Regions from separate parts of the Homo sapiens genome. Here region 2 is linked to region 1. Evidence: chromatin contacts called from ENCODE Hi-C or POLR2A ChIA-PET data. All regions are on one chromosome and are shown on one strand. Each heading gives the region's core, a stretch centred on a gene start or an enhancer-like site at or near the end of the contact. The rest is flanking DNA. Distances are from core to core; before and after follow the strand shown. Region 1 overlaps SLC35D4 (solute carrier family 35 member D4). Region 2 holds the start of SLC35D4 (solute carrier family 35 member D4).

What was found. A loop is a pair of places that touch in the nucleus more often than their neighbours do. ChIA-PET counts read pairs that join two places held with the same protein, here RNA polymerase II (POLR2A). Pooled maps may share reads with other maps.
Region 2: a loop to region 1 is called in a pooled map, with 3 times the contacts of the local background. The contact joins the promoter of SLC35D4 here to the enhancer-like site in region 1. A Hi-C loop is called at or near these places in 4 of 50 pooled maps. POLR2A ChIA-PET finds 5 or more read pairs at or near these places in 4 of 52 experiments (H1, MCF 10A, WTC11 and 1 more).

The regions. Positions count from the first base shown.
Region 1 is chr18:23,375,821-23,381,531 of GRCh38, reverse strand. SLC35D4 (solute carrier family 35 member D4) reads left to right here. Exons shown (of 15, transcript NM_032933.6): 6 at 3,861-3,886. Among named protein-coding and RNA genes, the nearest start is that of SLC35D4, 59 kb to the left of the region's middle. RefSeq lists enhancers at 3,249-3,378, 4,586-5,085. Within about 2 kb of position 3,656, at least 9 of the 41 ENCODE cell types and tissues checked have a DNase peak (open chromatin) inside an H3K27ac peak, as active enhancers do.
Region 2 is chr18:23,435,402-23,440,573 of GRCh38, reverse strand. SLC35D4 (solute carrier family 35 member D4) reads left to right here and starts at 2,613. Exons shown (of 15, transcript NM_032933.6): 1 at 2,613-2,793. The coding sequence starts at 2,722. RefSeq lists a silencer at 2,485-2,584.

The sequences.
Region 1 (5,711 bases), core at 2,407-4,906:
TAAGATGTTGTAGAAAATACAGATGGAGGCCGGGCACAGTTGCTCATGCCTGTAATCAAAAAGCTTTGGGAGGCCAAGGCAGGAGGATCACTTGAGGCCAGGAGTTCGAGGCTGCAGTGAGCCATGATTGTGCCACTGCACCTCAGCCTGAGCAACAGTGAGACCCTGACTCTAAAAACCCAAAAATCAACTGTTTCTACTTCCCTGAGGAAACCACTCTATTCTTTCAGACTTTTTTCCCATGCACATATATAGATGTATTTACACGAACGGTAAGAAACATCCTGTTTTTCCATTTAACAGTTTGTCAGGAATCCCTATTAAGGCTATCATTCCACATTGGTTGAAGCATGAGTTGGCTGTTCCCTATTTGTAGAATTGTAGGTGGTTTTTAGCAATTTAGCGTTAAAATCTGCTCTATGATGCTGCTGTAATATGTTCTTGATGAGACTTACATTTCTGATGATACAGCTAGGAGCCTTGATGAAGTCATCCCTTATCATAAGGAACACACTTGCACGCCACCTCACAGACTGTTAAATGTTACCATGAGGGCTATTTTGTCTACTATGTGTAGATTTTACTAGAATCATTTTTGGAGAGTAAAAGTTGACCTCCTTGTGACTTCATTCTCAGATTATGAAAATAAACTATCTGGAGCTGTAGAGTTCATTTTCACCATCCACAACAAGGCCTTTGTGTATTCATGCACACACACACACACTCATGCACACATACACACACACACACACAGTTTGACTGTAAGGCAATACGTGGCTCGAGGAATTAATCTAACTACCTTGCAGAATTATTTATTATAGTTTAATATTAGAATACTCCTGTTTGTTTATTCATTTGTTCAGGATTTATCAAGTACCTATGAAATGTCAAACATGTTGCTAGGCCTAAAGCTGCAGAGACGTAGGAGACGCATTTCTTAGCCTTAACGCAGAGTTGGATGGAGGGGCTGGCCTGTACACTCGGGCTGGCACAGGGTATGGGTGGGCCAGCGGGTGAGCTCCAGTAATTCGGCATGGGAGGAGCAAGGAAAGCTTCCCTGGTGGATAGATTTGAGCTGAGTCAGGCAGGATGGGAAGGGACTTTCCAGTTTGATAAGGAGAAAGGGCTCTCCTTGTCAGGCAGGCAGAGGGAGCATCAAGTGGTGGCTAAGGGTGCCAGCAGGGGTGACACCGCAGGACTGGCAGGCAGGTGATGGGCAGCTTCCCTCATTCCTCAGTGCCTCAAGTGCTCTCCTCTCTAACATAGAACCAATGACTGTTAATTACCCCATGATTAAAGGATTCAGTACATGCAGAGCCCTTAGAACAGCACCTGGCAGTGTGAGTAGCCCTCACAGTTCAGTTAGCTAACCCAGAGGAATGTCAGCTATTTATTGTTAATTTTGGCAGCATGACTTCTTTTTTTTGTTTTGTTTTTGAGACCGCCTCACCCTGTCGCCCAGGCTGGAGTGCGGTGGCGTGATCTCAGTTCACTGCAATCTCCGCCTCCCGGTTCTAAGCGATTCTCCTGCCTCAGCCTCCCGAGTAGCTGAGATTACAGGTGTGCGCCACCACACCTGGCTAATTTTTGATATTTTTAGTAGAGACGGGGTTTCGCCATGTTGTCCAGGCTGGTCTTGAACACCTGACCTCAAGTGATCTGCCCTCCTCGGCCTCCCCAAGTGCTGGGATTACAGGCATGAGCCACCACCCCTAGCCCTTTGGCAGCATGACTTTTGAGGAGTTATAATAACCCATTTAGAACCCTGAGACCTCAGTAGGACTTGTTGCTAGGTTATTTTGGACTGAGTATCCTGAAAAGGAAAATGACTGCCATGAACTCAGTCATATCCAGAGCCCTGGGAGATGGAGCTAAGTAATGAACATATTGCCTGTTTTTACTCTCTGTATCCCAGGATCTGTGTGCTCTTTTACTCCCCTCCATGGAAGGGGCCTTTTCTTTTGGCCTGAAACATTAGCCCTGGAAGTTACTGGGTGAACATGCTATTCACAGAAGTGGAAGAGCATCCCTTTAGTCCCTCCTCTCAATTTCTGCTCTTACACTAGGCTGTTGAGGTTTTGGTTACATTTAGCTCTATTTTGAGTAACTGCTGGGCATGGTGGTTCAAGCCAGTAATCCCAACACTTTGGGGGGCAAAGGCAGGCAGATCACTTGAGGCCATGAGTTCAAGACCAGCCTGGCCAACATGGTGAAACCCCATCTCTACTAAAAATACAAAAATTAGCTGGGCATGGTGGCACACACCTGTAATCCCAGCTACTTGGGAGGCTGAGACAGGAGAATCGCTTGAACCCAGGAGGCAGAGGTTGCAGTGAGCCAAGATCACGCCACCGCACTCCATCCTGGGCAACAGAGCAAGACTCTGGCTCAAAAAAAAAAAAAAAAGAATTTTTGAGTAACACATTTATCATACCGGGGGCAGTTACGCAGGTGTGAGCCAGATCACCTTTGCCCTCCTCCTTTCAGCTCTTGAGGGCTAACTTCCCAGCAGATGGCAGTACAGCACGGTTGGCCTCGCGTCCTGTGCTCTGCAGAGGCAGGGTTGGACAAAGATCAAGATTAGAGTCTAAAGTTGCAAAAATAGAATCTGTTCATTAAAACAGGGGAAACTTTATTATTTAGGCACACATGAAAACTTAAGGTAGCCTTTGTAGTAAGCCACATGTTTCTCTTGTCAGCGCTTCACGTCTAAACAATATGTTCATACTTCACACTGCCTGAACTAGCATCAAAAATTGTAGTTTGTTCCCAGCTAGCAGAATAATCCTTCTGAAATGTTTAGAATTAATCAAAAGTTTAATTGTACCTGTTCATTTCCTCTATCAAATATAGAAGAAAAATCTGTGTCACCCTCTGCTAACATGTTACTCTCTGCTAACATGTACAAATGAGTTCTCAGTACAAAAGTCTGATTTCATTAAACTGACTCATCAAAAGGAATTATAAGGGTGAGTCCAAATCAGAATGTCTTCATTACAGGTAATTTAAATGCCAAGTTTATATTCCTCCAGTCTGCCTTTTTTTCCCTTGTCTCTCGGGATGGAGTAAAATGTCCCTTCTCCTTTTTTCTGTTTTTTAATTTTCATATCACACCAGATAGTTTATAGGACTGCTCTGAGTCAGCTGGATTAGTGAATGGAATATTTAAAGAGACAGAACTAAAATAGAAGTTGAGGTTGGGTGCAGTGGCTCACGCCTGTAATCCCAGTGCTTTAGGAGGCTGAGGCAGGAGAATCGCTTGAGGCCAGGAATTCAATACCACTGAGCAACATAGTGAGATCCTGCTGCTACAAAAATGAAAAAAAAAAAAAGAAAGAAAGAAAGAGTAGCCATACATGGTGGCTCATGCCTGTAGTCCTAGCTACTCAGGAGGCTGAGGTGGGAGGATTGCTTGAGCCCAGGAGTTTGAGGCTGCAGTGACCATGTCATTGCACTCCAGCCAGGGCAACAGAGTGATACTAGATAGATAGATAAATGGATAGATAGAACAAGAGCTTAATTGCTTTTTAAAATACAGGTTACATCTATTTCTTTCTCTCTCCTCTTCTTAGCATGTAAGATTTTTGAAGACACAGCCCCAGCGTCATTTTATCTTTCACGAGTAAACATCATTCTAATGGTGAAAGTACTTTGCTGAAGTGACTCAACTCTGGAATTCTGAGTCATCCTTCATTTGGCCCAAGCAGAAAAAGCCTCAATAAATACTAAAGTGCAGCAAGCTGTTAAGCTCTTGATAAATCTACTCATAATTTATTTGCCTCTTGATCAAAATGTTTCCTTTTAAGAGGAATTTAAAAAGTTTTAAAAGTCTAATTGTATGTTTCTTTACTTTTATGCAGAAAACATCTCCTGCAAAGATCTGTAGGTAAGTTTACTGCCCTCCCCCCAAAAAGCCATAATATAAGATTTAACCTATTTTTAACTTGAATGATAAACTGTTCAAGATTCATACTCTAAGAGGTGGCAGAAGAATTTATTATAAACATTCATATATCCCTAATTTGTGTCTTAGTCTAAAATTTCTTGTGTTTTTCTTTTCTTTCTGAAATATTTTATTCCAAAAGAGAAAACACCAGAACCAACCTGTGCTAGATTTCAGTCATTGATGCCCAAAACTTTACTAACAGTTGTGTAATACTGATGGAGAATGAAAATGAAAAACATGGAAATGACTTAAAAATTTAAAAGTAATGTTTGTAGTTTATTTAGTCTTTAATATTTTCCGTGGTGGAAAAAGCACCAGCCTGGAAGTCCTGGGATCTGAACTGCAGTCCTGGGCCATAGCAGGGTGATTGTGGGCAGCTTTCCTCGTCCTCTTTGCCTCAGTTTCCTCAGCTACAGCGTAAACTGGGCCGTCCTGTCATGCAGACCCCGGTGCCTGCAGCATTTGAATTCTAACCTGGGTGCCTTGCATCTGACTGCTTCCCGCTTCCTCTGCAGGCCAAGCAGCTCAGTCCTGGAGACAGAAAACCAACAGAGGTGCTTTGATAGATGGATTTAGGATTTCTACTGCAGATATTTCTGGGCTTTCATCCAATCCCCCACCCTCCTTTTATTCCTTTATTACAGGTTGCACCTTGAAAGAACAAGACAAAACCAAACTTCAAGACTATCCTCCTGTTTAAAAGGAGACTAGCAGGTGTCAAAGAGAGGCGGTAAAGCTCATGATACCTGATGTAATCAGGTACTGCTTGAGGCCAGGTGGGGTGGGAAGGCAGGCAGGTGTCTCACCCTTGGGTATCCCCCATCTTCCACAGTTCCAAGAGGTTGTCTGTTTGGGGTGATCTCTGATGCTCATTCTCCATGGATGGGGAAGCATCCTCTATTCTATAAAGCCTTTCACTGTAGGTAGACACCAAACCCATCAGGATATCAGGATTCTCCTCTCCTCCCACCACAAAACCTGCCTGTTCCTGGGCAGCCCCAAGAAGCTCCCCTGACAGTCTCTTCTCCACTCACCCCACTGTTTGCCTTGGATTCTTCTCTAGGTCATTTGTGTGTTGGGGTGCCTTGAAAGTCAGCAAGGCTATAGGAGTAGGGCAGGCTGAGGTAGAGAAGTGTCCTGAGCCTCAGGCTGCTCCATGTTGTCCTGACCTTCCCAAGGCTCTGGGGCCTCAGCTCCGAGGGCCCCTCTGCCAGTCCTCCTGCCTCTGGCCCAGCCGGTCAGTGCTGGTCCATTGGGTACAGTGACATCTACACATGGTTACAGCAGTGAGGACTGTCAGAATTGATCAGCACCACTGTTTTCAGTGTACTAAGATTACACATGCCAAGTTGTTGTGTGTTAGATATATATGTTTATGTGTACATATAAAAACATGTAGTCTCTATGTAGAATACAGAATCTGTGTTGGTGGGAGATGGCATATGGCAAAGTTCCCTGAAAGTGAAAACATTGTATTCGGTGCTTTTGTTCACGCCTTTGATCCTTTGCTGTTTGCTGCCTGATGGAATAGTCAGTAGTTAAGGGGCACTATATATATGTTGCCTCTATAAAATGGAAAGAGGAGAGAGACTAAGTGATAATTTGGGTTTTATGCTTTCTGGCGCCTTCTTTTAGGAGGAGAGAGTGGGGAAAGCTAGAGGCAAGAGCTTTTGGCATATGAAACTCAGAAGGAATAGGCCGTAAACCAGGGATTACTGAACCAGCTCCAAATTGACTTTCTAATGAGTGAGGATAGCTTCCTGAA
Region 2 (5,172 bases), core at 1,364-3,863, 60 kb before region 1:
CATTTCAGACTCTAAGCAGTGTCAGCAATTTGGCCTGGGGCTCTGAACAAATACTATCATTTTCTTCATGAACCACAATATGGAAAAAACGTAAGATGCTAATTATTGTAATACGTATTAAAAAGTAGTACTGGAAAAGAGAGGAGAATAAGTTATGCCTGAAGTGCTTGAGAAGAGCTAGATGTAAGTAGGATTCCCACAGGCAGAAAGTAAAGGGAAGTGGAAAGTAATGATTTAAGAAAATACACACACGCTGTGATTCTGCAATCCTCCTGTTGGGAATCTATTCTACAGAAATTAAACCAGCAGGAGGTAAAGACATATGTACAAAGATGTTTATTATAGCCTTGTTTGTTGTAGCAAAAGACTAGAAACAACATAATTATGTCAACAGCAGAATGGTTGAATACATTACGGTATATCCATACTATGGAATGCCTGCAGCTTTTTTAAAAAATTAAATCTCTATGTGTTGACCTGTAGTTGTAAAAGTAAGTTGTTTAGCAATGTGAATAGCTAGATCCATTTTCGTGAGGCAACAAATTACAAATGGGTATATGTTGATATGTGAATACGGAGGAAGGTGTAGAAGGATACACCAACCTGTTGGTATTGGTTATGTGAGTGGTTAAGAGTGTGGTATTGGTTTGCTAATTTTTCTTTTATAAATCTCTATTAGTCTTGTTACAATGATTTTTTTTTTTTTTTTTTTTTTTTTGAGACGGAGTCTCACTTTGTCTCCCAGGCTGGAGTGCAGTGGCACGATCTTGGCTCACTGCAAGCTCCGCCTCTCAAGTTCACGCCATTCGCCTGCCTCAGCATCCCGAGTACCTGGGACTACAGGCGCTCGCCACCACGGCCGGCTAATTTTTTTGGTATTTTTTTAGTAGACACGGGGTTTCACCATGTTAGCCACGTTGGTCTCGATCTCCTGACCTCGTGATCTGCTTGCCTCGGCCTCCCAAAGTGCTGGGATTACAGGCATGAGCCACCGCGCCTGGCCACAATGATCTTTTTAAATTGTCGTTAAAGATTGGTGTTTTGGAGAGGGAGACACAAACTCTGGGGCAAGAGTGATAGGTGAGAAGCGAGTGTAGGCTTGTGAAGGGGCCTCCTTGTGAAGTGTTAACTTCTTACATGATTTTATTTCTATGGAGAGGAAAATTTAGTGCATTTGAAGCTTCATCTCCTCTCTTCCTGTTCTGTATTTTTGCTTTTTAATAACCCAGTGTACTAGTCTGTTTTCACGCTGCTGATAAAGACTTACCCGAGACTTGGTAATTTATAAAGAAAAAGAGGTTTAATGGACTCACAGTTCCACGGGGCTGGGGAGGCTTCATAATCATGGTGGAAGGCAAAAGGCACGTCTTACATGGTGGCAGGCAAGAGAGAAAAAATGAGAGCCAAGCGAAAGGGGTTTCCCCTTATAAGACCATCAGCTCTGGGGAGACTTATTCACTACCACGAGACGAATATGGGGGAAACTGCCCCCATGATTCAATTATCTGCCACCAGGTCCTTCCCATAACATGTGGGAATTATGAAAGCTACCATTCAAGATGAGATTTGGGGACACAGCCAAACCATATCATCCAGTCTTGGTAGAGAAAGCTATACCCATCTGTACAAGTGGTTTGAAGGAGACTGTGGGAGAAAAGGGAGGGAAGGGGTGACCAGCCTACCTCCATCTCTATGTTGGTCCCCTCTGCAGACCAACCAGCAGGCCCAGGAAGAGACCTGTGGAAAAGTGAGCAGAGGCAAAGGACTGCGATGAGACAGTGGTGGCTGGGGAGTGGCTTCAAGGGGACAAGCCGAGGTCAGCCCTCCCTCAATGCTGGAGGGAGCAGAGAGAAACAAGGCATGCTTCTGAAAAACAGAAAAATTACATAAGGGTTGGTGTGTCGTTTTCCATCCACTGCTCCAGCACCGAGAGCCAGGAGGACTTTTGCTGTGGCTTAAGAGTGATGGTTTCCCCGTGTGTGGGTGTTTCTGAAAATCTGTGTGTTTCTACAGGCAGAGAACACTGGCACTTTTTGCTATTGTCCAAGTCCATCAATAGGTTTTCTTGCATGTTTACTAACATTTGCCGGAAGCCTCATGAGTCCAGTTTTCCACCCTATAGACTAGGAATAGGAATAGGAATAGGGGCTGTGCTTGGGAAAGGGTTCTTATTTTATAGAAATGTCAAGAGAATGGAATGACTTTAAATACAAACAAAACTCAAAAAACCTATACTCAATTCCAGTTCCTTCTTCCTTCACCTTCCCTCTTTTAAGTGAACATTTGTTGCTGTTACCTTTTTTGTGTCATTTGCCAAAGCGCTACAGACTCAGTGGAGAAAATTGGGAAAATTCAGTGAAGCACGGGTAATATTTTGGTCTCATAGTTTAGAGATAGCGATGAACATTTTTCTTTAAACACTGATGGGGTATTGTGAACTGCGGTATGCTTTTTTCCTCTTCTGCCACTTTCTACTCTTTAAAAGAAGATAAAAAAATAAAAAATAAAAAATAAAAGAAGAATGACCGTCCTTCGAGGGCGCGGCCCCTTTAAGAAGGCAGACGCCGGGGGCGGTCCCCGCGCTGATTGGCGGAGCTCGGAGCCACGTGGCCGTCTCTGGGCGGCTGCTGCCGCTGCCGCTGCTGCTGCTGCGGGGGTCGGGCGGCGGCCAGGGGATTTGGGCAGGCACCGTGGATCCCCGAGAAGGGGACGAGTTGACAGATGTGCGTGAGGAGGTCTCTGGTCGGCCTCACCTTTTGTACCTGCTACCTGGCTTCTTACCTCACGAACAAGGTGAGGGGGCGGGCGCGGGAGGCAGCGATTGCACGTGGGAGGTTTGAGTCGGAGAATCTTCCCGTGACAAACGGAGCCTCCTCCTGCTTTTTACCTCATTCTTCCTGGTGGCGATGGAGATGGAGAGCGAACCTCCTCCGTGTGTGGGATGCTCTTTCAGAAATAGGATTTGCCAGCCTGTACTGTCCCCGTTTCCTGCACTGTAAAGCACGGTACATCTCCAGGGAAACAGGATTTTTGGGCTGGCCATTTCCCGGGAACTTGGTTTGGGGCTGTGTGGACTAGTTTTAAGAGAAAGCAAGCAATTGGCTCCTGCTCCCCCGGGGAGGAAGAGTCAGAAGAAATCTGACACATCCTGCCTTTTTTCTAAACACGCCCCTGTCCCAGAGCCCCCGTGAAGTTCCAGAAGCCTTTAAATAGAAGAGATTAAGCCGTCTCCCCCTCACACTGCTGATTCCCGAATCAATTTTTTTGTACGTCTCCATTGTAAGCACTTCAGGAGTTTTTCATGGAATTATTATTTTTTAAAATAAAACATACATTTAGTTTTAGGTTTAAACTAATGTCATGACATCATGAAAACCTTTTGGTGAGGAGGCAGAGAAGCAGTGGTGCCAGCTTTGGGGTTTTGTTTTGCAAGGAGAGGGAAGCTGGCTTTAGGTTTGGTACCACGCAGGGAAAGGTTGGATCCAATAGGACCGAGTGGGCATGGCTGGGGCATTACCTGCTGGCCTGGACTCTGGGCTGGCCCCAGCCAAAGTGGGAATACAGGGTGCAAGACCACCTGGCCCCACTGTGGGGTCTTACTGCGGGCTCCCCACCTGCTCCCCGCTCTTCCTTTCTCCTCTCTTCCTCTCTGGAAAAGAACCATCGACAAACAGCATTTCCTTCTACCTCCTCTCCTACAATGAATGGCTGCCTTTATATATTCAGAGGATGCTCCCCAACCCCCTTTCCTTCTCCAGTTGATTTTTATTTTTATTTTTTTGAGATAGAGTCTCGCTCTGTCACCCAGGCTGGAGTGCAGTGACGTGATCTCGGCTCACTGCAACCTCTGCCTCCTGGGTTCAAGCGATTCTCCTGCCTCAGCCTCGTGAGTAGCTGGGGCTACAGGTGTGCGCCACCACGCTGGGCTAATTTTTGTATTTTTAGTAGAGACGGGGTTTCACCATGTTGTCCAGGCTGGTCTCGAACTCCTGACCTCAGGTGATCCGCATGCCTCAGCCTTCCAAAATGCTGAGATTACAGGTGTGAGCCACTGCGCCTGGCCTCCAGTTGATTTTTAGTTATGGCGATAAGCCTTTGAAGGTCCATAAATGCAGCCTTCCTGGGAGGCAGTGATGGGTTTTACTTCCTGGCTCCACTTACTTGGCGTTTGGAACCTTACTCTTTCTAAACCTAAGTTTCTTAACTTTAAGATGGGACAAAGAGTCCTCTTGAAATTGTTGTTGTGGCCCGGGCGTGGTGGCTCACGCCTGTAATCCCAGCACTTTGGGAGGCCGAGGCGGGTGGATTGTTTGAGGCCAGGAGTTCGAAACCAGCCTGGCCAGCATGGCGAAACCCCGTCTCTACTGAAAATACAAAAATTAGCCAGGCGTGGTGGCAGGCGCCTGTAATTCCAGCTACTCAGGTGGCTGAGGTAGGAGAATCACTTGAACCTGAGAGGCGGAGGTTGTAGTGAGCCGAGATCGCATTCCAGCCTGGGCAACAGAGCAAGACTCAGTTTCAAAAAAAAAAAAAAAAAAAAGAGAAAGTGTTGTTGTGAGAGTTAATGGAAATGGTGTTGGCCAGGCACAGTGGCTCAGGCCTGTAATCCGAGCACTTTGGGAGGCTGAGGTGAGCGGATCGCTTGAAATCAGGAGTTTGAGACCAGCCTGGTAAATATGGTGAAACCCCATCTCTACTAAAAACACAAAAATTAGCCAGGCATGGTGGTGGGCACCTGTAATCCCAGCTACTCAGGAGGCTGAGGCATGAGAATCTCCTGAGCCAGGGAGGCGGAGGTTGCAGTGAGTGGAGATCACGCCACTGCGCCTGCAGCCTGGGCAATAGAGCCAGACTTCGTCTGAACAACAACAAAAGAAATGATGTTTGTAAGGTAGGTGGCCTAGTGCTTGCCATTGTGGCAAACTATAAGATAAACGGTCGTTACTCTGGAAGAAAAGGACAATCTTTTGTTTATACTGTGACAGTAATTAGTAACTTTTAACAGATTTGTTTTCTTCTCATGGGACAAGTAGCTAAACTAAAAGCAGTTTTTTTGGTTTGCTTGTTTGTTTGTTTGTTTGTTTTTTGTAGCACCTATTCAGAAATTTGTGAATTTGTGAAATCTCTGGCTTTTTCAATTTAACTCTTCTAATTTGTCTAGCGAACCTGATG